Regions from separate parts of the Homo sapiens genome. Here all the other regions are linked to region 2. A link is an interaction called in ENCODE POLR2A ChIA-PET data of the cell type or tissue named here. Cell type or tissue: OCI-LY7. All regions are shown on one strand. Links, peaks and the distances in the headings refer to the core of each region. The heading gives the core; the rest is flanking DNA.

Evidence for each region. Peaks named below come from ENCODE experiments on the same cell type or tissue, not always from the same donor. Only the 100,000 strongest peaks of a DNase experiment are listed, where the experiment ranks them.
Region 1: POLR2A ChIA-PET joins it to region 2 with 6 read pairs; 1 of 35 experiments calls an interaction of 5 or more read pairs at or near these places.
Region 3: POLR2A ChIA-PET joins it to region 2 with 5 read pairs; 2 of 35 experiments call an interaction of 5 or more read pairs at or near these places.

What each region holds. Positions count from the first base shown.
Region 1 is chr3:35,652,499-35,660,296 of GRCh38, forward strand. The region is part of intron 1 of ARPP21 (cAMP regulated phosphoprotein 21); the gene reads left to right. Among named protein-coding and RNA genes, the nearest start is that of ARPP21-AS1, 4.4 kb to the left of the region's middle. In OCI-LY7, for the core only: no CTCF peak of the experiment used is centred there; no DNase peak of the experiment used is centred there.
Region 2 is chr3:35,852,741-35,860,538 of GRCh38, forward strand. No RefSeq gene overlaps it. Among named protein-coding and RNA genes, the nearest start is that of MIR128-2, 110 kb to the left of the region's middle. RefSeq lists a silencer at 4,457-4,506. In OCI-LY7, for the core only: no CTCF peak of the experiment used is centred there; a DNase peak (open chromatin) is centred at 4,461; H3K4me3 peaks cover 1,117 bases; H3K27ac peaks cover 1,395 bases.
Region 3 is chr3:35,748,882-35,756,679 of GRCh38, forward strand. The region is part of intron 19 of ARPP21 (cAMP regulated phosphoprotein 21); the gene reads left to right. Among named protein-coding and RNA genes, the nearest start is that of MIR128-2, 8.3 kb to the left of the region's middle. In OCI-LY7, for the core only: no CTCF peak of the experiment used is centred there; no DNase peak of the experiment used is centred there.

The DNA of each region.
Region 1 (7,798 bases), core at 2,945-5,444, 200 kb before region 2:
TTTAAGAAAGGATGAGGAGATATCACTTGTTTCATCATTTATTGATTGGATCCTTAGGCTTAAGCAGGGATCAAACAGTTTGCACTGTTAGCCAAGGCATTTACAGCATTGAGACAGAAGCAGACCTACAAACTTGAATGGGCTTATATATTTTACTGGGTAAATTTACCTAATATATTGAATTGACAGCTAAAATGTAGGTATTCCTGATGAGGTACATCGATAAATGGTAAAGAAGATCTACATGAAAGGAGTGTGATGTTTTTCTGAACTTGTTAGGGAAGCTACCATGTGGCCATTTGTGGAGGAAATCTGTACTTATTTCTGTATTGATTAGGTCATTTGTGCCATTTGTTCTGCTCTGCGGGAATTACTTCACTTGGCTTGCTCTTTCTGCACTCTGAATTACCTTGTTTCTCCAGGCAAAAATTCTTATCTGTATAGAAATCCAAGATTTCTGTAGCCTTGTGAGTATTATTTGCTGAAGGCGCAGGGACAGTGATAAGTGAAAAGTCAGTATTCTTCTACTGATTTTGAGTTTACCTTTGGATTATGTTTGATCAAAAGCTACATGTGGCATTGTGATTTCAAATAAATAATTTGTTTTATTGTCTTGTACTGTAAATGTTACCTGATATTTATAAACTCCCTCCTGTGTGAAAGGGACTTTGTGTGCCTATGTAATGTCCATACCTATCTACTTTTTGGCTGTAGTCATAGCAGTGACATTATCTCTGTTATGATATATTTAGGGATTCTTGTTGAAGGAAGAATGAAAGAAGTTATTTCATCCTTAATTTTTTTCTTTGTAATATGAATTACCCTGTAATATGTAACGGCCACACAAAACAGAGAATTCAATTATCTCATCTGGGTATCATCTAACTAAGAATCAGGAGCTAAGGGAAGTAGGTATAGTGAAGCCATGACAAAGAAGGCCATGGAAATTAATTTTTGAAACTGCCGCAAAGTACACGGAAATTTGTCTGCATGCTTCACAGATCTATACTTGTGGTTGCCGTTTATGGCACGAATGATGCCACGGACTATCAGCTCCTGATTTTACATATCTTTGGGACACACTCTCCCCCGGTGTCATAGGAAGGGGGTAGGTTTGACATCATGGTGATCTAAATTTGAATTCCATCTCTGCCTCTTACTCACCTAGCAAAGTTAATTAACCATTGTGAGTTTAATATTTTCTTCATGAGTTACGTATAAAATACTTGCCACATAATAGAAATGATAGCTTGTTCCTGCTTTCTCTACATGTACTGACTATCCATTAAAACATTGAAACTTCTAAGAATATGTACACTGAAATTGTATGTATATCAATATTTGTTTTGAAAATACTGTAAAGTTGTGGTTTGAGTCACAAATATTGTATCAGTCCATGAATAACTGGAAAAGAAAAGTAAAATAAATTTGGAGGGTTGTCACATTCTATAGCATTGGCTTTTATAAAGTGTCAACAAGATATATAATTAAGTAAAAAAATAAGGAAAAAATACTACGGCATATCTAAATCCATATTTGCACTCACCACCCATCTTAATTTGAAGCAGTGAGGTTTCTTTAGGGGACCCAGTGATTCACACTTAAGAACAAACAGATGCCTAGGAATAAGTGATTAAGAGAAAATATTATTTTTTCAGAAAATAAATGGTGATAAAATAGATGAAAAATGGTTTTAAAGATGCATATTAAGTGATGAGTGAAGTTTAAAGGAAAATTGCATTTTCATTTTTTTTCCTAATGGATTCACATGGTTTGAGCTTTTAAGTGCATGTTTTAAGTTACTCTTTTGTGATTGTTTACAGTTAAGGCATATTACCTTGCTCTTCAAATACGTGCTCTAAGATATTCCTCTGTAAACTCAGGGAAAGGCACTACATTATTTATTTACAACCTGTCTTCTGCCCCATGGGGGAGAAGTAACACCAGATAGACAAAGGTATGGAATTTACCGATATTGAGCATGAAATTATCCTTTCTAACTAATACGTTTCTCCTGCAATTATCTTCTGAAAAACTTATATAAGAATTAGCCCATGTGAGCTTTCTTCGCAGATTGTTTGTCCTCAATTTGTTTTCTGCCAAGCAAACCAAACACCTGGAATGCACACGCTCATTCCTTGACTGTGCTTTCAGTGTTTGTTGGCAGAGGGTGACGGTTGCTTTTAGCAGATGTGCAGGATCAGGGTGGCCTTTTTATCTTTCTACCCTCAAGGAGTCAGTTTCTCAGATAAAGGAAGTGGTGAGGATAACGGATGTTTCAGCCTTACCATTAAATAAAAGTTAAGCATAGTAGGTATAATAAACATGTTTATTAATTATTTGTCAAAGGTAGTGACTTTGTTAAAACATTTGGAAAGAGAAATTTAAAGACAATGCTTAATTTTTATTAAATATTAAATCTTATTTTATGACCTGAAGTAAACTAACAACCAAAATAATTTTCTTTGTTTTCCCATTTACCTAACTTGATGAAATGGAAAATCTTAGAAATAATATTTATAGGTAAATATAAGGATTTATTTTATATCAATATATTTTACATTATGTACATAAAACATATTGCTACAAACTTCTTAACCTAATTCATCATATGCATTAGCTAGGTTTACTCCGGTAAGTTTTAACCCATGACAAGGAAATAAACTTTATTTTACTTTTGAGAAATATTTCTGCAGAGATAACAGAAAATAAATGTGCATACTCTTTGATAAATATATATGTGTGTATATTGATATCTACATTTATATATGTATATATTTGAGATTTCTTATTATAAAAAGAATAATCTTTATTATTATGACTGATGGGGTGCTCCAGGCTAGCTTATTTTCTACTTTTTTTCTTTCTGAATTCACTTTTTTCATTGCTAATAAACAATATCCCATTAAGGCTAGGATAATAGAAGAGAATCAATGAAGAGTGGAAACTTGCCTGTACCCCTCTTCTCTGCACGTCACAGCTGATGAAATGGCAAGATAGTAATAGAGAGTAAGATGATGAATTTATTGTTTCAAATGAGGACTCAGGGGTTTCTGTACACTTTAGATTTTGATTTCATAGCTCTGCCCCAGTGACTAAAATGAGCTGTACTGTATGTCTTTTAAATGCCAATTGGTGATTCAGGGCCCATATTTTAACACAAATGAGCCATCCTATTCCTTAAGTGAATACCATTACAGAAGGAAGTAAATGTGAGTTTTCTTATGTCACCTCAAGGGGAAATCTCAGATGGTGGCCCTCCTTCTTTATCACATAGGAGAGTTATTTCTGAAGCAGTAGTTCTCAAAACATCATATACATGAGAATCACCTGAAGGTTTATTGAAATACAGAATTTTTGGATTCAGCAGGTCTGTGATGGGGCCCAAGTATATGCATTTCTAACAAGTTCTTAGTGATGTTGATGTTGCCAGTACATGAACCAGAATTTGACAACTACTGATCTAAAACATAAAACTTTTTGCCAGAATGTAGAATTTGCATGATTGAGATTTTATAATCTAAAAACAAAGGAATATTATAAAATTTCAAAACAAACTAATCTTAGAATAACTTTGAATTTACTTTCATTTAAAAATTATTTTTAAAACATATTTTTAAAGGAGTAGATGAGGATAGTAGATTCCACTAGACAGAGTTACGCAGTCTCTGTTTTGAATGACTATTGAATACAAATTTCTCTCTAAGATTGTGTGTACTAAGAGTTTCCAGTGTAGGATTACAAAATCCACTGAGATATAATAATAATCCCCTAATCCACAAGACTGGATATTCTAAAAATCAAGGAAAATTTTAAAATAAAAATTGGTGAGCATTAGAGGTTAAAACTGTCAACACAAAAATGTGAAGACAAAGATTTATAACAGCTTTATTTTAATTGCCCCAAATTAGGAACAGCTCAAATGTCCTTTAGAAGGTGGATAAACTGCAGTACATCCATAGAGTGGAATATTGCTCAGCAGTAAAAAGGAGTGAATTACTAATCGACACAATAGTTTGGATGGGTCTCAAGGGAATTATTCTGAGTGAAAGAAGCCAATCTCAAGTCATTGCAGACTGTATGATCCCATTTATATCACATGTCAAAATGATAAAACTATCATGACAAAGGGCAGATTGGTGACTGCTAGGAGATATGACAAAGGGAGGGGTGTCACTGTAAAGGGGTCGTATGAGGAAGTTAAAAAACTGGAACTGTTCTGTAGCCTGATAGTGATGGTGGTTATATAAATTTATACAAGTGTTAAAATTAATAAAACCATACAGCCCCTAAAAAAGTCAAATTTACTGTATAATAGTTTTAAAATTAAAAAAGGCAGAATTACACTACCATTTAGTTACATCAAGTAACTGAATTTGCAGTTGTATGAGGTAAAAGTATCAATTTATATAAATAAAATATGCTTTATTTCAAACAAAATAGATAAGAAGATATGATCTCTATGAGAATCATTCTTCAAAAATGGTACTAATTCCATTTTTTCCAGGCAGAGATCCTAGGCAAATTTTGGAATTTGGAAAAATCTGACTGACATAGTCCTTAACTGTGTTACCCCTGGTACCCTTCCCCTATTTTCTCATTCGGTATTTTTCTTAGAATCCTTTCCTGTAAACTTTGCTGCTTTAAAAATGATTTTCATGGACACGTTTATTCCTCTCATTTAGACTAACTGTGAAAAACTGACAGCCTAGAACTTTCATCCAGTTACCTCCCACATATATGTACACGCCCTCAGAAATTGCCATCCATTCACAACTTAAAGAGCCCAGTGGCTTCTGAAGGAAGCCCATACCATTCTGAAGTAGCTATAATTTTTAAAGACACTAAGGTCTCTAGAAATGTCTGGAAGATCAGGTCTCCAGAAGAATTGGCAGTTTAATTCTAGCCAGGGATCTGATCAGGTGATATCAATAAACATCTGTTGAAAAAATGCATATGTTTCTCTCAGTGAACGAGTTAATAGCTAATACACTTATAATGGCAACTCTGTGTGAAGTACTTTTCTGAGTACTTTATGTATATTAATGTGCTTAATCCTCTCAGCCACTTTTGAGGTAGGGACCCTTATTATTTGCATTTTCAGATGAGAAAACTGAGGCACAAACACATTTGGTAACTTTCTCAGAGTCAGTGGTGGAGTCAGTCTTCAAGCCCTTGATGTCCAGCTTCAGAGTCCATGCAGATAGTCTCAGTTGACTTAGTCCTAAAGGCAGCTGTGGGTTGAGGTTCCAACAGCCTCTGGTCTGCTTCATTCCTCAAAGTAATCTCCAAGCCCGAATCCTAGCATGGTGGTAGAGGTGAGGCTCCATAAACCTTAGAAATAGCTCTCCCAGATATGACAACATTTGGGCCTTGGACCAGTGGTCGTGCATCCACTCTACAGTAACAGGGGCTTCTATAGTTAATTTGATTCTCAGTTTTAAGATTACTAGAGAATCAAATGTTGAGTATGCACTTTTGTATGTTAGTGGGATATCTGAAGCAACATTACTGATAAAAAGTAATTGCACATTTCTGGATAGTGATAACTGGAATAATACTCTCTTGTGATAAAAGATACAGTTTTTACATGGTTTGGCATCTTTCTTTAATCAGTACCCATGATTATATAGGTGAGTCTTGCATTCCCTTCTTGGTGAACACATTCCAGACTCATAGATTGGGCATGGTGATGGCAGGCAGTGGAAAAAGCATGGGTTTTTGAGAACTGTGTTTGAATAATTTTTATGCAGTTTGACTTTGGGCAGGGAATTTTATCCTTTCTGAACCGTTTTCTTTCTTTCTCTTTCTTTCTTCTTCCCTCCATGAGTGAATGATTCGTTGTAGTGAGGATTAAAAACACTATGTGTAAAGTGTTCTTTTTGGCATTTTGTACATGAAATAATGTATGAAAACATGATACCTATTATCTGCTTGCTATGAGTTAAGATATCTGTATTTAAGTGGAATTAAATATGAACAACTCTGGGAGTTTGTGATGATCGTTATCCAGGTACCAATTTTTAGATTTACTTTCAAAATCTAAAAATGATATGCAATATCAATTTCTCTTGGTTACAAAGACTGGTGCCAAGGTTTTTCTCCTGATGACATACCCATAAGCCTTGTGAGGAAATAAAGTAATTTAAATATGAGCTTAATGCCAGCACAGCCATAGAAGTAAATACATGTCTATAAAATGAAGCACTTAATTCCTTTAAGTAGCTGCCTTTTAGGTTCTTTTCTGAACTGACCCCTTTTTGGCCCCCAGGCTCTGATGTGTAAGGCTGGACCTGTGCTGTGCTGAATTTCAGGAGAGAGTGTACAAATGTTACTCACAGTGTGAGTAGTGAGAGATGGAGTGCAGGCCAATCTTCTGCAGCTGGGAAGAGCAATTAGCAGCTTCATGAATTAGGGTCTTGTTTACACTGTTGTCCAAGATAATCATTTGTTTGTTTTAACTAAGATGCTCTATCTTCATCAGAGGCATCAATCCTCATATTTAAATGATAAAGTCTTTGAATTTCACAGATAATGTTTGGATTTCACAGCGGGAACCCCACACAGCACATATTCTCTCTTGCTGACTTTGATAATCAAGACATGAGCTATGTATATTGCAAGTTTTTCTTCAAATAGATATGAAAACACGATGTCATCTATTCTTGCAACATTTTTTACACAGACCCATTTTAAGAAATACTTTTAACATTACGTCCCAGCACACATACATACATGCTTGTGAATGCACACAGAGTCCACAAACACTTGTGTTCTTCATGTAGACACAGCACACAAGCTCAGATTTTTTGGTTAAATTTATGCCTTCAAAACACATTTTAAAATATGATAATATGAATATAATATAAATAGTTAATATTTTAAGCAATTGAAAAATTAATACACCTTTCTGGGTTTAGATGATTAGAAGACATTTATAGAAGACATTTACATTTTTAGAAACATGCATTCATTTCCTATTGTATTCTAGACATCTTGGCGGGTCCTAGAGACCCAGAGATAAACAAAGCACAATCCCTGCCCTTGGTGAACTTACAGCCTGACTCTCATATCATTTCAAGGCCCTAGGATAAGTGCTGGAGTGCAGGTGTGTAGCCTGATAGAGACATCAAGGTGAACACAGAGGAGGAACAGATCATGAAAAGTGGGCGGTAGAGAGCTAGGAGATTTGTTAGTAAAGGGTTGAATCTCATTTTGTTGGTTAATATACAAGTTTAAAGCAGTAATTCATCACATGTTGTAAGATGAGTTTCTCAAAAGGAGAAAACCTTTAGAGAATAAAGGTGGCTGGTGTGTTGTTCTGACTGATGGAGGGGCTTCCTGTTTTATACCAAAAGCACTGTATTGTTCAGGAGCAGCTCAGTCAAAAGACATTGGTCCACAATGACACCTGGGTGTGTAAAGAGTCACATAAGTTCTTGTAATAAAAACATCAGAGAGCTGTTTTATGACAAGAGTCACAGGTGTGCATTGCACCATCTGCTGGCATAGGGAGAGCATGAGAGGCTTTGCCAAGGGACAGATCAATGTTCTAGCCCTGACAAGCCTTCCTGGCATCCTTCTCAGGGATTCTCAGCTTTTGGACCTTGACTTCTTTCCCCTTTTTGACATAGAGCAAAGCAAGAGGTGGTTTAATAAATAATCATGAGGTATCACTTCTAAATTACTGAAAAATCTTTTAAATATCTGCATTTACATGGTTCTTTCCATTTCCTCCAGGAGAACACAGGGGGCTGGTCTATTCCCAATTCTGAATAAAACACAAGATGGTATCTAT
Region 2 (7,798 bases), core at 3,469-5,968:
TGTGTGTGTAAAGCAAAAGTGCATCTCTTACATACAACATGTAGTAATATCTTGTTTTTTTTCAAATCTATTCATCTAGTGTATTCTTTATTGAGGAATTTAATCCATTAAATTTAAAGTAATTGCTGATGGAGAGTAACTTATTATTGTCATTTTGTTAATTGTTTTATGTTTGTCTTCTTCTTTTATCCCTCTCTTTCTCTTGTTGTCTTTCTTTGTAATTTGTTAATTTTTGTAGTGATATACTTTAAGTTTTTTTTATATTCTATAGGTATTTTCTTTGTGGTCACAATGATGTTTACATAAACCATCTTATAGTTAGAACAGTCTATTGTAAGCTGATATAAACAACTTCATTTACATACAAAAACTCCACACTTTTACTTCTTCCCTACTCCAATACTTTGCAATTGATGTCATAATTGACATGTCTTTATAGTGTGCATTCATTAACATATCGTATATTTTAAAAATATCTTCCTATTTTTACTTTTATACTATAATTCAATGTGATGTACTTACCACCATTATCATATTACAGTATTCTGTATTTGTCTATATATTTCCTTCTACCAATGAGGTTTATAATTTTGTATGCTTTCATGTTGCACTTCAGCATCCTTTCATTTCAATTTGAAAACTTCCTTTAGCATGTCTTACAAGCTAGGTCTAGTGGTGATGAACTCTCTAAGCTTTTTTTTTTCTTCAAGTTTTATTTTCAGTTCAGGGGTACCTGTGCAGAATGTGCAGGTTTTTACATAGGTAAACATATACCATGGTGGTTTGCTGCCCAGATCATCCCATTGCCTAGGTATTAAGCCCAGCATCCATTAGCTATTCTTCCTGATGCTCTTCTTCCCCCAAACCCCACTTCTGACAAGCCCCAGTGTGTTATTTCCCCCATGTGTCCATGGGTTCTCATTATTCAGCTTTCACTGGTAAGTGAGAATGTGTGGCATTTGGTTTTCTCTTCCTGCTTTAGTTTGCTAAGGATACTCCTTTCATATCCCTGCAAAGGACATGATCTTGTTCCATTTTATGGCTGCATACTATTCCACGGTGTATATGTATCACATTTTCTTCATCCCGTCTATCATTGATGGACATTTAGGTTGATGCCGTGTCTTTGCTATTGTGAATAGTGCTGCAATGAATATACATGTCCATGTATCTTTATAATAGGATGATTTATATATTTTGGGGTATATACTCAGTAATTGGATTGCTGGTTTGAATGATATTTCTGCCTCTTGGTCTTTGCAGAATTGCCACACTGTCTTTCACAATGATTGAACTAATTTACACTCCCACCAACAGTGTAAAAGTATTCCTTTCTCTGCAACCTCACCAGCAACTGTTGTTTTTTGACTTTTTAATAATAGTCATTCTGACTGACATCTCTCTAATCTTTCATTTGTTACAAATGTCTTTATCTTTTCTTCATTTGTGAAGGACAGTATGCCTTTTGCAAGGTATTACATTATTCATTGATAGCTTTTTTTCTTTCAAGACTTTAAATATACTATCTCACTCCCTTCTAGCCTATAAGGTGAATGCTAAGACATCTGCTGAAAGTTTTATGGAAACTCTCCTCTATATTACAAGTAGCTTTACTCCTGCTTTTTTAAAATTATCTCTTCTTCTTTGACTTTTGACAGTTTGATTATATTGTACTATGGTGTGTTCTATTTTAGGTTTAGCCAATTTAAAATCTGTTGGACTTTATATATGCTTTCCTCACTAAGCTTAATTATTTCTAGCTTTTTATTTAAAGAGAGAGGCATGTAACTCTTCTCTTCACTTGAACATTTAGAGACAATTGTAGGGTTATTTATGAATGAAGTAATAGTGTTGTGTCTTGGGAAATAAGGAGGCCTGAATGAAGAGAGAGAAATAGGGTAATAGACAGGTAGTGAAACATTCAGAATACACACCATTTATTGTTTAAGTTCACCATATTATGTGGGCATAGTTAGTGGCACCACAAAACAATGAAAATAGTAATATCAAAGATCAATCACTGACCACAGATGAACATGATAGACATGAAAACAATGAAAAGGCTCGAAATATTGTAAGAATTATTGAAATATGAGGAGACAAGGAGTGAGAACATACTGTTTGAAAACTGGCACCAGTAGACCCTCAATGTAGGGTTGCTACAAGCCTTCAATTTGTAAAAAAAAATGGAGTATCGGTGAAGTGCAATGAAACAAAGCACAATAAAATGAGCTAGGCCTATACAAATTAAGAAACTCATAAAGTGACAGTATATTATGTTTACCTTGAGTTTTATTCATTACATTATTCTTCTTTCCTATCTGAAGTTTCCAACCTTCTCCTGCTTTTATTTATTTTTATTTTTTGAGAGCTTTTTTTAGCCATTCCTTAATGGTCAATGTGGTAGCAACAAATTCTCTAATTTTTATCCATCTTAGGATGTCTTGAAGGATAGTATTGCTGGATATAGGCTCAACCTTGACTTTTTTTTGTCATTCAGAGTTTAAAAATCTGTGCCACTTACTTCAAGCCTCCATGATTTTAGATGAGAAATCTGTTATTCAAATTGGTGTAACTCTGTAGGTAATATCTATTTCTATAATTTTGTCTATCTAGCTATCTAGCTGTTTCTATTTTTTTCTTTGTGTTTAGTTATTTAGCGTGTAATTATGATGTGTCTTGGTTTAGATTTCTTTAGGTTTTCCCATCTGGAGTTAACCCGATTTTTGAAATTTGTAGATTTATGCCTTTCGGCAAGTTTGGGAACTTTTAAGCCATTATTTCTTCAAATATTTTTCCATCTCACACTCTCTTCTATTCTCTCCTGACTAATCAACAGTGCAAATGTTGAACTGGTTTTTATTGTCAGGTTCTTAAGGCACTGTTTTTTTTGTTTTGTTTTGTTTTCTACTTTTTCTTTGAGTAAATTTCATTGCTTTGTCTTCAAACTCACTGATGCTATACTCTGTCCTCTCCTCTCTGCTACTGAGTATCCAGATTTTTTTTAAATATTGGCTATCATATTTTGCCTTTCTTTTATTTGATTATTTTTATAATATCAATTTTTAATGAGATCTCTTTTTCATCATTTTCAATAAAATTCATAATTGCTTATTGAAGAATTTTATGATGGCTGCTTTAGAATTCTTGTCAAACAATTTCACCACTGATTTACTTTGCTATTGACATCAGTTGATTGTCTATTGTCACCGAACTTGTGATTCTCGGTCCTTTGTTCTTAGTATATCTCATATCGTTTGCTCATTATATTAGAATACTTTTGATCCTTTTTCAGTGTTGTATTTTAGCATGCAGTTGCCTTATTTAGGTTTAGTCTGGCTTTAGTTTAAGTTTTGTTCTGGCATAAATTCTGGTTTGCTTATGTGAGCTACAACCCCAGTGTGTTTAGATTTCAGACCCATTGCAATGCTATTGTAGAGGTTGAGGTGTTGGACCTGGGTCTCATTATAACACTCGCTGGAGATGCTAAGCTTCTCTGATACTACGTTTTTGGGCTGATGACCCTACCCACAAGTAGCTGGTTATGGAACAGGGGTTGGATAGTTGCACTGTGATTTTGCTGCTGCTGCTGCTCTTGTTGCTGTTGCTGCTGCTGTGGTAGAATTAGACCGCTGGCTGGAGATCTGGCTGTGGAGTGGCCAGGGTCCTCGCTGCCACTGTGGACTTTATTTGCTCCACTGGAGATTCTCCTGTGACTTTATGGGTAAATTGGAGATACTGCCAGTGTGTGGTTGTGAAGAAGGGATTGAAACACCCCACTGGCTCTCTGATGTGCTTCGGCTTCCCGTTCTTTAGCCAGGTTTTCTTATTTGTTTGATCATTTTGTCTACAACTGTTGGTGGTTTTGGATTGCAGTCCAAACCTCTCCAGTCTCCAATCCACAATACAAACAAAAAACAAAAACCCAGAGAACTCACCGTGTTCTTTCCTCAAGTCCTGATATCCCTAATAAATTCACCTTCTTCTTACCCAGAGTTATATTTTGGTTTTCTGTTGAATTATTTCTAGGGCTTTCAGTTGTATTTAGAGGAGAGGAGGAGGGAAAGTGAGTCTATGCCATCTCTTTTCAGAACCAGAAGCCCCTAGTTATTTAATTTTTAATACTGCAAAAAACTTTTCATTAGGACATATGTCTTCATATGCCCTCAATGCACAAATGGCCTCTCAAAGTGCTATCTCCCAGTAATATCACCTTCATTGATATATGATCACTGCCTACTGGATATCTCTTAAATGTGCAACAATCATCTCAGACTGAACATGTCAGAACAAAATTCTTATTTTCTTCCTCAAAAATGCACCTTCTAAAATCTGCCTGTTTTTTGTAAATGCCATCATCATAACATCGTTACCTGATTTTTAAGCCTGCTCCCCACAAAAGAATTATTCTTGGTTCCTCTTTTTTCTTTCGCTTTCATATCAAAGCCAAGATCTATCTGCACTAGATCAAGTAGATCTAGCTACACTATTTTCTAAATACATGTTCACTCTAACTGCTTGTTATCATGGTCACTTCTACCATCATCTACTCTGCCTGAATTACTAAAACAACTTCCTCATTGATTTCCTGCTTCCATTCTTGGTGCGTGTATAATGGTCTCTTCTAGACTTTGTAGCTAGAGTCATTTTTTATTAATGTAATTGACAACATTTCAGTTCTTTTTTAAAACCATTAGCTGTCTGCTTCTGCAATTAGAAGAAAATCTAAATTTTTAATCACGTATTTCCAGACTCTACAATGTAGAGTCTATATGACCAGATGCCTGGCTACTTCTCTGAACTTTTTATAAAACTTTCTCCTTTATTTACCAAATTTCAGCTACTGTAGCCTCTTTCTGTTCTGCAAACATGCCAAACTAATTTACTCTTAGCATACTAACTTCTTTGACTGCCTGAAACAGTCTCCCTAGTACTTTGTGTGAATGATCGCTTTTAATCCCTCAAGTCAAAGTTCAAACTTCTTCCCAAAGATACTTTTCTGTCCACTCAATTTTAAGTATCCTCCTGTACATCTACCCAGTCATTTTCTTTCCCTTTTTTCCCCCGCTAACATTTGTCACTATCTGTAGATATATTATGTATGTGTTTAATTGCTTGGTTACATGTTTATTGTTTCTCTTTCTTTCTCATTTGAATATAAGCTATCACAAGCAGAAAACCTATTGTTTTTGTTCCCTGCTATTTACTCATTAATAAAAACACAATCTTGTACTTAGTAGGTGTAATAAATATTTGTTAAATTAATGAATGAGTAATCTCTCTTGATTTCTACCCAGTTGTAAGCCATTAGCAATACAGGGCTTGCTTTACTTACCTACAATGCCTGGTATATCACAGTTTCTCTGTATCACATAAATTAATCATTTTGAAATGCTGATAGTTTTGCTTGATTAATTGTTTGGTATTTGTCATTCTTGACTATTGTGCAAGGACATGCCAATAATTTGAGTGGAGACAAAAATGAGCTTAAAAGAGTTCATAAAAGGCTTGCTATAAATTGATTCTGTTTAGTCTTCTCAATGAATCTATGCCAAATCAGTGTTACTCTTCCCCCAGATGTAATTTTGGCACTGTCATCTAAACCCCTCTGTTTTTGATCCTTACCTTCTGACTCTTTTGCCTTCTTCTACCTCTTTTTTTCTTTTTCAGTTAATTCATAAAGTGGGGTGTCAAGGACAGCTGGATCCATGTAGCTAACCAGGTGCTCTAATGCTACAGGTGCTCTTCGTGACTGAGCCAATTATACTTATTATCCCCAGAGAAAGGCAACTTCAGTGCCACCTTTAGCCTTCTTGGGGACTTTAAGTGATCAAAGCTTTCTTCTTTGAAGTAGAAAGTTTTATTTATTTAAATAAAATCAATAGCAATGTGATAGCAAAGGGACTCATATGTTCTCCAGTTTGCACATGATCTTCACACTTTTTAGGAAAAGTTTACTGGTTATAGGATCTCAATATCTATGAAAGGGAGACCCCAAGAAGGAAGGAAACATGAATGAGAGTTGACAGTTCATACCCACTAGAAGACAGCTACAAAATGTTATTTGAAATGAAAAATGGTTTAAAAGTGAGTTTCTCCTTCATTGGAGACAGAATGTTTGGGTACATTTCTGAGTCAAGTGCTGTTTGAAGTATTTATCAATGAAGACAAATCTATTTTTAGCAAAATGCTTACTCTAGACTTTCACTCTTCATCATTAAGTAAAATCTAGTGTAATTCCCCCTTTTCCCATAAAACGTCCACATGGAAAATCTTGTCTTTACTGAACTCACTGTATAATTTTACTAGTTCAAATGCTACCTACTCTGTGAAATCTTACTTGTCTCAATCTAAGTTGTGAGGAGCTTCCTTTAATCATATGATATTAAAATAATCTGTTTAGATAGCTATCTCTCCCAGTAGAATCTGGGACCATGACTCAATCTCAATGTGTCTTCAGAAGCTAGAGTTGTCTAGCTTGTCTTATTCACTAAAGTATATTTAAAATGAATTTAGGTGCACACTGTGTTTCGTGTCTCATTACTTCTTCTTGTTTTTCTGTATCAGGAGATGATTTCCCCCAAAGCATCACTCAAAAACCAATTCTGAATAGATAAGGGCCAAAGGTTGAATGTCTTCATCTATTAAGCTGCATCCCCTTAGGAGTAGGAAATTATGTCTGTATTTTCTCTCTAATGCTGTACCTAAAGATATGTCTGACGCAGAAGAGGCACACAGTAAATATTGGCTGAAAATGTAGATACAAATATAACTTTAAAAGGAAGATTAGTAGTACAAAGTTGAATCTGTAAATTTGACTTCTGAAAGTAACAGTCTAAGTTTATGCTGTATTTGTAAAGCAGAAAGAAAAAAATAGAATTACTCTTGTTCAATTTTTTCTGAGACAAAAATTTGCTGAGCTATGTCAATGCCACAAATAGAAGGGGGCAAAAATCCAAGTTCCAAGATGGACTGAAGCTGTTAAAAAAAGTTTTACATTTTCAACCTAGAGATAATCTGTTATTGAGAATAATGTTTCCTTTAATTCCCTAAGAGATTGAATATTTGCTGAATATTCTTGTACTACTTTCTCTCTACATTTTGGCAGCATAAATTGTTAGACTTTGTGTGTTTTGGGTGTTTGCTGTGTTGCTATTTTTAGCCCTCAGTACCAACTGAGCAACAGAAAAACCGGGACTGGAAGTAATAAATTAGGGTTCATTTTTGAGCAAGATCCATCTCAGAGAGTGGTAGGTCCCCTTAAAATTCTTAGAGGAGATTCTTAATTTAAACAGATTGTTGCATTTCCATTCCTCATCTAAAGTTTTATTTTTAAGCCCTTGCTGGGAAGGGTCTAAACATCAAATGAATTTAGATGTTTTAGCCATACACTTCAGTAATTTAAGATCAAATGTTGCTTTTTTATGGAGGGGAAAAAGAGTTATCTGAGAGTTTCTACTTGTAGACAAATAGAAACTTCTGACCCAGGTAAACTGTACCCATGAATGCCTCGATGCATGAATCAAATAATGCATGAAATAATCAATGCATGAAAGAATCAAATCATGGAGATAGGAAACGAAAATATGATAGAAAAGTAGGCAAAGACACAATATAAAGTATTTATTACATAGTTTGATTTTGTTTTATGTTTTAAAATAAGAATGAAGAAACACGTGCCCCAAAAATGATAACTTTACTTTCCCTCCTTTAAATTTCTAAATGTAGAAATTTGGAAATACTAGAGGAATAGCTAGCATAATGTCATTCTGATTCTTCATTCTAACCTAACGCCAAT
Region 3 (7,798 bases), core at 2,945-5,444, 100 kb before region 2:
CCGTTCCTTCTTTACAGATAGGTGAAACTATTGCTCAGGGAGGTGAAATAAATTATCCTGGGTCTCAAGGTTAACTGTGTAGGGAAAAGCACCCAGACGTGACTGGTTTTAAGCCCATGTGTTAAGCATTTTATTGGAACAACTTAAACATGGTTACTAGTTTTGCCTTTATATGCTAACATGGATGATTGCATAAAAACTGGCATGTGAGAAATAAACCAGCATGCCCATGTTATAGAGGCAGGTAATATTTAGTTAATTGTTCAAGTACACAGGTTGACCTAAAAGCAGAAAATATAAGAGCCTTGGTCTTCTGCCTCCCTACTGAGCTTGGGGTTCCATATCACTTTGTAGAGATGATCAATAACAACAAATGGCAGAAAGCAGCTGAGACATTTACATTCAAATCACACACTAGAAAGGAAAAGAAAACAAAAAAGAGTTCCTTTTAAATGGTTTCCAACTCCAAATTTCCTATGAAGTTTGACTTAAAAAGAAATATACTTAGCTTCATTCTCGGCTCTCCAAAATCTTGGTCATTCCTAAAAGCAAAAAAAAAAAAAAAAAAAGGAACTTATAAAATCCTATGTGTGTTCTATGTGTGTTCTTAAATGGGAATTGGGGGAAGAAGTTTGGTTTAGTGTCAGAGTAACACTAGCCTCATAAAATGAATGGGAAAGTGTTCCTTCCCTTTCTATTTTTGGAAAGAGATTGTATAAAATTGGTACTAAATCTTCTTTAAATGTTTGTTAGAATTCTCCAATAAATCCATTTGACCCTAGAGATTTTCAGAAACATTTTTTTAACTTTGTATTTTAAGATAATTTCTGGAGATTTTAAATTGTGAGTTAATTTTTTATGATTATAGTATTCAGATTATATATTTAATCTTTGCTTAGTTTGGGTAGTTTGTGATCATTAAGGTCTTCGCCCATTTCTTCCAAGTGGCTGAATTTAAGAGTATAAAATTGATAGTTTTATTTCTTTACTATCTTTTTGTAGCTTCAGGATATGTTGTGATATCCTGTTTCATTCCTGGTATAGATGATTTTTAACTTCTCTCTTTTTATTTTTGTCAGCCTTGCTAGATTTATCAATTTTATTGACCTTTTCCAAGAACTAGCTCTGTTTCATTGATTTTTCTATATTGTTTTAGCTTCAATTTCACTGATTACTGACTTATCTTTATTACTTTATTATTTTCTTCCTTCTGTTAATTTTAGGTTTATTTCGCTTTTTTTTTTTTTTTTGGTGGTTTCTTGAGATAAGAAGTTAGATTTTTAATTTGAGATTTTTTTCTCTTTTTTAATGTAAATATTTAATGCTATAAATTTCCCTTTCAGTCTTGCTTTAGCTGTGTCCCACAGATTTTGATATGCTGTATTTTCGTTTTCATTCATTTGTATATATTTTTAAATTTTCTCTGAGACCTTATCTTTGGCCCGTGGATTATTTAGTGGTGTGTTGCTTAATGCCCCAGTGTTTAGAGATTTTCCTTTTGTCTTCCTGTTACTGATTCTTGATTGATTCTGTGATAGTTAAATAACATATTCTGTATGATTTCAGTTCTTATAAAATTTTTGAGGTGGTTTTACGACCCAGGAAATAGCCTATTTAGTTGAATGTCCCATAAGCACTTGAAAACACTGGGTATTCTGTGGTTGTTGGGTGGGATGGTCTATATATATCAGCCAAATCAGGTTGGTTTATTTTGTTGTTCAGGTATTCCGTATTTTTTCTGTTTTTATGTTTACAGTTCCATCAGTTGCTGAGAGGTGGATATTCACAACCCCACCATAAGACTTTCTAAAGCCCTGGAATGAATTTCAAGGCAAAAGTTGCCTCCAGTGTCCCTGACATGCAAAGACAGAGGAGGGACTTGGTTTTTCAGACCATGCTATCTTTTAGTTCCTTTTGCAATTGAATAAGAAATGTTTTATCACCTAAAAAAAAGTTAACATTTCATAAAAATAGTCTGGAAGGTGAAAGTCCTGTGAACAGTGATTGGGCTTTGGGTGAGCTGTTCCTATAAGCTTCTGCCCGCATCTCTCACTTGCCAGGCTTTCAGCCCTGTTGCTTAATGCCAGTAATACTACTTTAGGTTTAGGTAGAGGAGTGATGAAGTTGACCGTTTACAAAGGACAGTTCAACAATCTGCCTTCCTAATAGACCAGGAGGGTCTATATTCTTGAATGCCGTGAAGATAGAACAATACGAAATCAAGACAGCTACATAGCAGAGTAAAGAGGGTAAAAAAGAGCATGAGGGAACCTTAAGTTAAATTAAATTATAACTGCAGCAAATCATTTGATATGGATTCTGAAACTGTAGGGATGTGTCTCACCTCTGCTTTATAAAATCCCTTTTCTCTTCTACCCTCCCCTACTCCCAACTATCTGCTGAATGATTCATTTTGGGTAAAAAGCAGTTTCATAGAGCATTTTCCATTAAAATGTTTTACTTTTGAAATTACAGTTCAGAAGGAGGCCATGAAAAAGAAATCCTAAAAATGCATAGTATTGCAAAACCCATGCAGCTTTTATGGGGCTTTCTTATGGTGATTTAATGTACCTCTGTTCTGCGTGAGTAAGTAAGCGATACTCCAATCTGCCTTGCAGTAGTAGAATTGGAATTTCTCACGGAAGACAATAGTGGAAGTCTTTGGAATTTTTTGGAATGTCTTTACTCACTCTTTTCACTTACATTTAAGATAAACCTCACTTTGGACTATCCCTTACAGTCTGCTCAACAGCCAGAATGAGATATGAGTACTATGAATATAAATGGAGTTTAAATACTTAATTTTGCTAAATGAGGAAAGTGAGGCTAGAAGGCCAGTCTCTGGTCCAATGCAGTCTCTCTTGTCAGAGCCAGAGAGGGTCTTCTGCTACTTTAGCACCTACAGAATTAATGACAGATACAGATTTCAGAAACTCAGCAAGTTTATTCAGTCTGACAAAGTCTGACTTGTCAGAGTCTACTCTGCCTATGTAAACTCAAAACCATCTAATACCTGCAAGTTGTAAAGAGAGCACACAAATAAGAGGAAACAGTATCTCAATAATTTGGAAATACGTCATTACCTATCCCCACTCATAAGAAAAGAACTGGAGATTCTCCAACTGTCAGAGTATGATCTTTTTCTTCCCAGATAGAGAAGGTGGAAATGAGCCTTTGCAACAGGCCTCTTGTTTGTTGAGCTAATTGGGGAAGCTAACGATGGATGCAGATAAATCAGGTTGCAATGAACTAAAAATACATGCAAATAAAAGATATAGGAAAGAATGGTGAGGGAAGAGGAAACCAGGTCAGGGAATGTATATCCTGTTTGTTTTATTTTGCTGACTGATACTATGATAACAGTATCAATCAGGAATCTGCAGACAGCACTCTGACCTTTTGGATCTAGATGCCATTGAATCAATCCTGTATTCTACATCTGAGGAAACGATGTATGTTTAAAGAGTTCTTTGGTGAAGAATTGTGAAGTTGGAGGGGGTCAGCCTGTCAGAAATACAAACTTTAAAATAGGCCAGTTTTTGTTTCCCTCTGGAACAAAAATTCAAAATGCCTTTCAACTCTTCAGTTATAGTTATTCAATTCCCTCTAGCTCTTCTGTACACAAATCAACTCTAAGCCTCTGAAGATTCGTAAAAACATCTTGCAAATGCTATCCCCAAGCCCTCTCATGGGAGATGAGAAGGTTACTATAACCAGGGTCCTAGAACTTTAATGTGCATGGAAACCCAGATCTTGTTAAAATGCATTTCAGTGCAGAAGCTCTGGAGTGTCTTGAGATTCTACATTTTTAGCAAACTCCCAGGTGATGCTGGCGCTACTGGTCTACTGTTTTGAAAGCAATGTAATAAATAGTACATTTTTATTCATTGCCAGCTCATATACAAGTTGTTGCAAAGGGAGAGGACCTACCCAAATTCATTATTTTATTTCACATTATTTGTATTAGGCACAATTCTAATATTTCATAGTCAACATTTCTAATCTTGTGAATTACAGCTAGTATTTAGAATTAATATGCTAATGTTTACAAATCCAAATTTTAAGAAAGCATATGAATATAATGTGATTCTATAACATAGCAGACACTCATAAATGCATGAATAACATGTGTACCTATTTTCACTTTGGTATGGCAGGAAGTGTGTGTGTGTGTGTGTGTGTGTGTGTGTGTGTAAGTGAGAGAGAGAGAAAGAGAGAATATTCATTTTAGCCAGATCTCTTGGTGGTTTATTTTTCCCTTGTGGAAAATACGGTGCTTCAGGTAAAGTTGTTGTGTGAATATTTAAAAGGCTAAAACAGAAATCTCTCAACCATCTAATTCAAATATAAATAAGAGCAAAACTGTGGTTAAATATTATGAAATAGAATAGAATGACAGCCTAACAAATCAATTCATGTCAACATATGAATATACACATTTTGTGTTTCAAAGTTCAAACACCCAAGGAATATGTCTCAGACCTTTTGGGAAATTTTCAAAGGTATAATATGTTTCAATTTTGGTACGCCTAGTGATTTGGGAATTTCAACAAATTTAAAATAAGAATACTTCCATGAAAGCTCATTTCAGTTGTTCGGATGGCAGAAAATAACCAGACTGTGAAAATGTATCCCTATCACCCTTTGCTCCTGGCAGCTCTTTCCTTCAATCATTTCAGTTTACTCTTGAATGAATAATAGTGGAATGGACTTAGTGGCATGGCTGGCAGGAAGATATGATTATCTGTGGAACATGTATATTTGAAAAGAGACCAAAGCCACAATTTCTTTTCTGATAGTTCTTCATAGAAATTCAATAAATAGTAACGTGTTTAGTTTTTTTGTTCCTTCTTTTAGAAGTAATGTTTCTGATATAATAGCGAGCTGTTAGTATTAACAGCTCCAAGTAAGAAATAAGGTTATTGCCTCTTTAATGTTGTTCTGAAACACATTTGGGATGGGGCAAAATGTACCTTAATGGAATTTACAAATTTATTTAACCAAAGCAGTTGAGTAAGGGTTGACAGTGAATTCAATATTTTTAGCTTGACTGATTAATGTAATTGTCAATGTAATTGAGAAGGTTTTTTTTTTTTTTTTTCAAATATCGCTTTTCTCATTCTTTGTGCTTCTGCTGTTCTTCACCTTGATTTTTTTGCTCCTTGGGGTTGGCTGGAGATGGGGAGAAGGAGCATCAGAGCTGAAGAAAGAATGTGGAATACTGGTATGACCAATAAGATGCATTAATTTATAAACAGTAGGATTTTTGTCTTTATACCTTAATTTGCCTTCTCTAAGAGTTGATGATTCTTTAAAAAGATGTATTTTCCTAATAAGTTACATACATTTTAATATTTAGAGTCCACTATTCTTTGTAATTTTTATTTGAGGAAATAGGTGTAACTAATAACACTAAGAGAAGCAATGCAAAAGTTGTTACACTTGACAGCTCTGAGGACATGATTTATACTTTGGGTGTCTGCATTATTATATTTCCAAAAGCAGAGGGGTGAGTTATTAAAGAGTGACACGAGGACTTAATTGTCTGATGTCTATTAACATCAGTGGGAGGAGTCACATGGATGAATCCTTGTGGAACATGCTGTTCTGAAAATATTAGTTTGAAAAAAGTTTCTATGGAAATGTTCATGTGTTTCTTTCATTAATTGGTCTAATTATTCCATTTACAAAAATGAGAATGAGAAGTATAACACTGGGATTAAGAGAAAAATTAACATTATTAAGAGAAATAATAAGAATCATGCTATTTTTAGACCTAAAAATCTTACACATTCCCAAAAACGGTATAGATGGCCAGGTTCTCTCTATCCCCTAGGAGGTTACAGTAAAAGGAATTTGTTCAGCACATTTGCAGTAATTGCTTTAGCACTTTGTATTTTATGTGATTTTTGGTGTTTAAATTTACATTTGTTATGCAGTTAAGAACTACTGGTATTATTAGAATTTTCTGTAAAGATGGAAAGTAAGACAAATTATAGCATTATCTGTTTTCTTTACTATACAAAAGAAAGTAGAAAGCAGTCGTTTGGCGAAAACAGAAAGAAAAAGGAGATTTGGATTAAAGATGGCAAGAAAAGAAAGGTGGCAAGTAAAGCATACACATATATGTTATTGAAAGCTCTAGCATTTCTTTGCAGTTTTTCTAGGAGACAAACTAAATAAAAAACAAAATAACCCTAAAAATTTCAAACTGCTTTTTCCAAGAATGTGATTTACCTGATTATTTAACTGAATGAAATCTTGACTCTCCCTTTTACTTTTCTCCTCCTTTTGTTTCTTGTTAATTTTTTGAGAGCAATTTCTGTTCTCAGTTGTCACCTACATCTATGAACTACCCTGTTTTTCAGTCCCACTTTTCTTCTGAAGCACATTTAAAACAAACAAACAAACAAAACTTTTTCATTGTCTCCACCACCTTCCCAAACCTAAGTCTGTTTTCTCATTGTATTTTCTATCTTTAACTCTTGACTGTACACAAGTTCCCTGCAACTCTCTTTATACTCTTTTTTTCTTTTTATATTAAATAAAATTTGCACTTCAAACTCAGGATGCTGCTCATGTTATGTTTTAGTTGTCTGCATTTTTCTCTTCATCAGTTCTTTTTCTTTCTATTCTGCACATGTCTCTCCATTATGAGATAGGACACTTCATTATTCCAGAGACAGTCTCAATCTAACAGCCAAATAATGAAGAAGAATTTCTGGGATTTTCTCCTTTTCTAGTAAAAGACCACAAAGAGTACCATGCTATTTCTTGTTCACCGTGGTATCCCTAGAGCCAATGTAAATTTGGCCCTCAGGATTTGTGACTTCACGTAGCAATTAGTTGTGACAAAAGAGTGAAGAGCATCTTAAGTAGTGTTATTTTTATCTTGCTTTCCAAATTCAGAGATGCAGTGGTACCCATGGGAAAACTGCAAGGCTTTTGGATGGTGTTTAAATTTTTCATTTCCAAGAACTACACATTTGGGTAAAAACTTTAGTGGTATTCCAATTTTGAATAGAAAGCAGTTTGCAAATTGCTGAACTTATAAGACACTATCTCAGAAGTAAGTACCCCTGAAAGACGCTGCTTTTTAAAACTCTTTCTTCATTCTACTGTCTTTAGACATGACTGCTTACTACAGGGACACAAACGCAAATTCAGCAAAACCAATCAGCATGGGCTCATTTTACTCATTACCTCCTAGTTTGTCTATTCCCCAGACCAACAGCATAAGATCACAGTTTTAATCACCCCCTCCAGCTCTGAAATACCAAGAGCGCTTCTGTCCAAATGAGTGGCACATAAATGTAATGGTTCCACAGCAACAATCACTGTAACCTAGGAAGGCTACAATACTGTCTGAAACTCATCGAATTAGTATAATTCTAAAAGAAACACTGTAACTTAGGCACTCTGTTTAGAGCTTATGCGAGTGACAGTCTTATGAGTGGGTTCACTAGTTGGTTCAGTAGTTATAGTATGATTCCATGGCTGAGGCATATTTGCACAAACGTTCTTTGGGAGAGTATGTTACCAACGTGCAGTAGCCTTCACATTTATGCTCCTGTCCAAAGCCACGAAACCACCACAGACCTTCCCCATGCTTTCATTTAGGTGCTATTCACAGTTGTCAGCCAATCCTTCCTGGTGGGTGATAGTTTTGATGGCTCTTCAGTGACTCCCACCAATCCCTAATCATGAGGAAGATGCTTAATCATGGGGAAGATGTCAGCCGACATCATGATTCCCACACTGTTTTTTACAGGTACCTAGAGACTTGTAATTCTCCCAG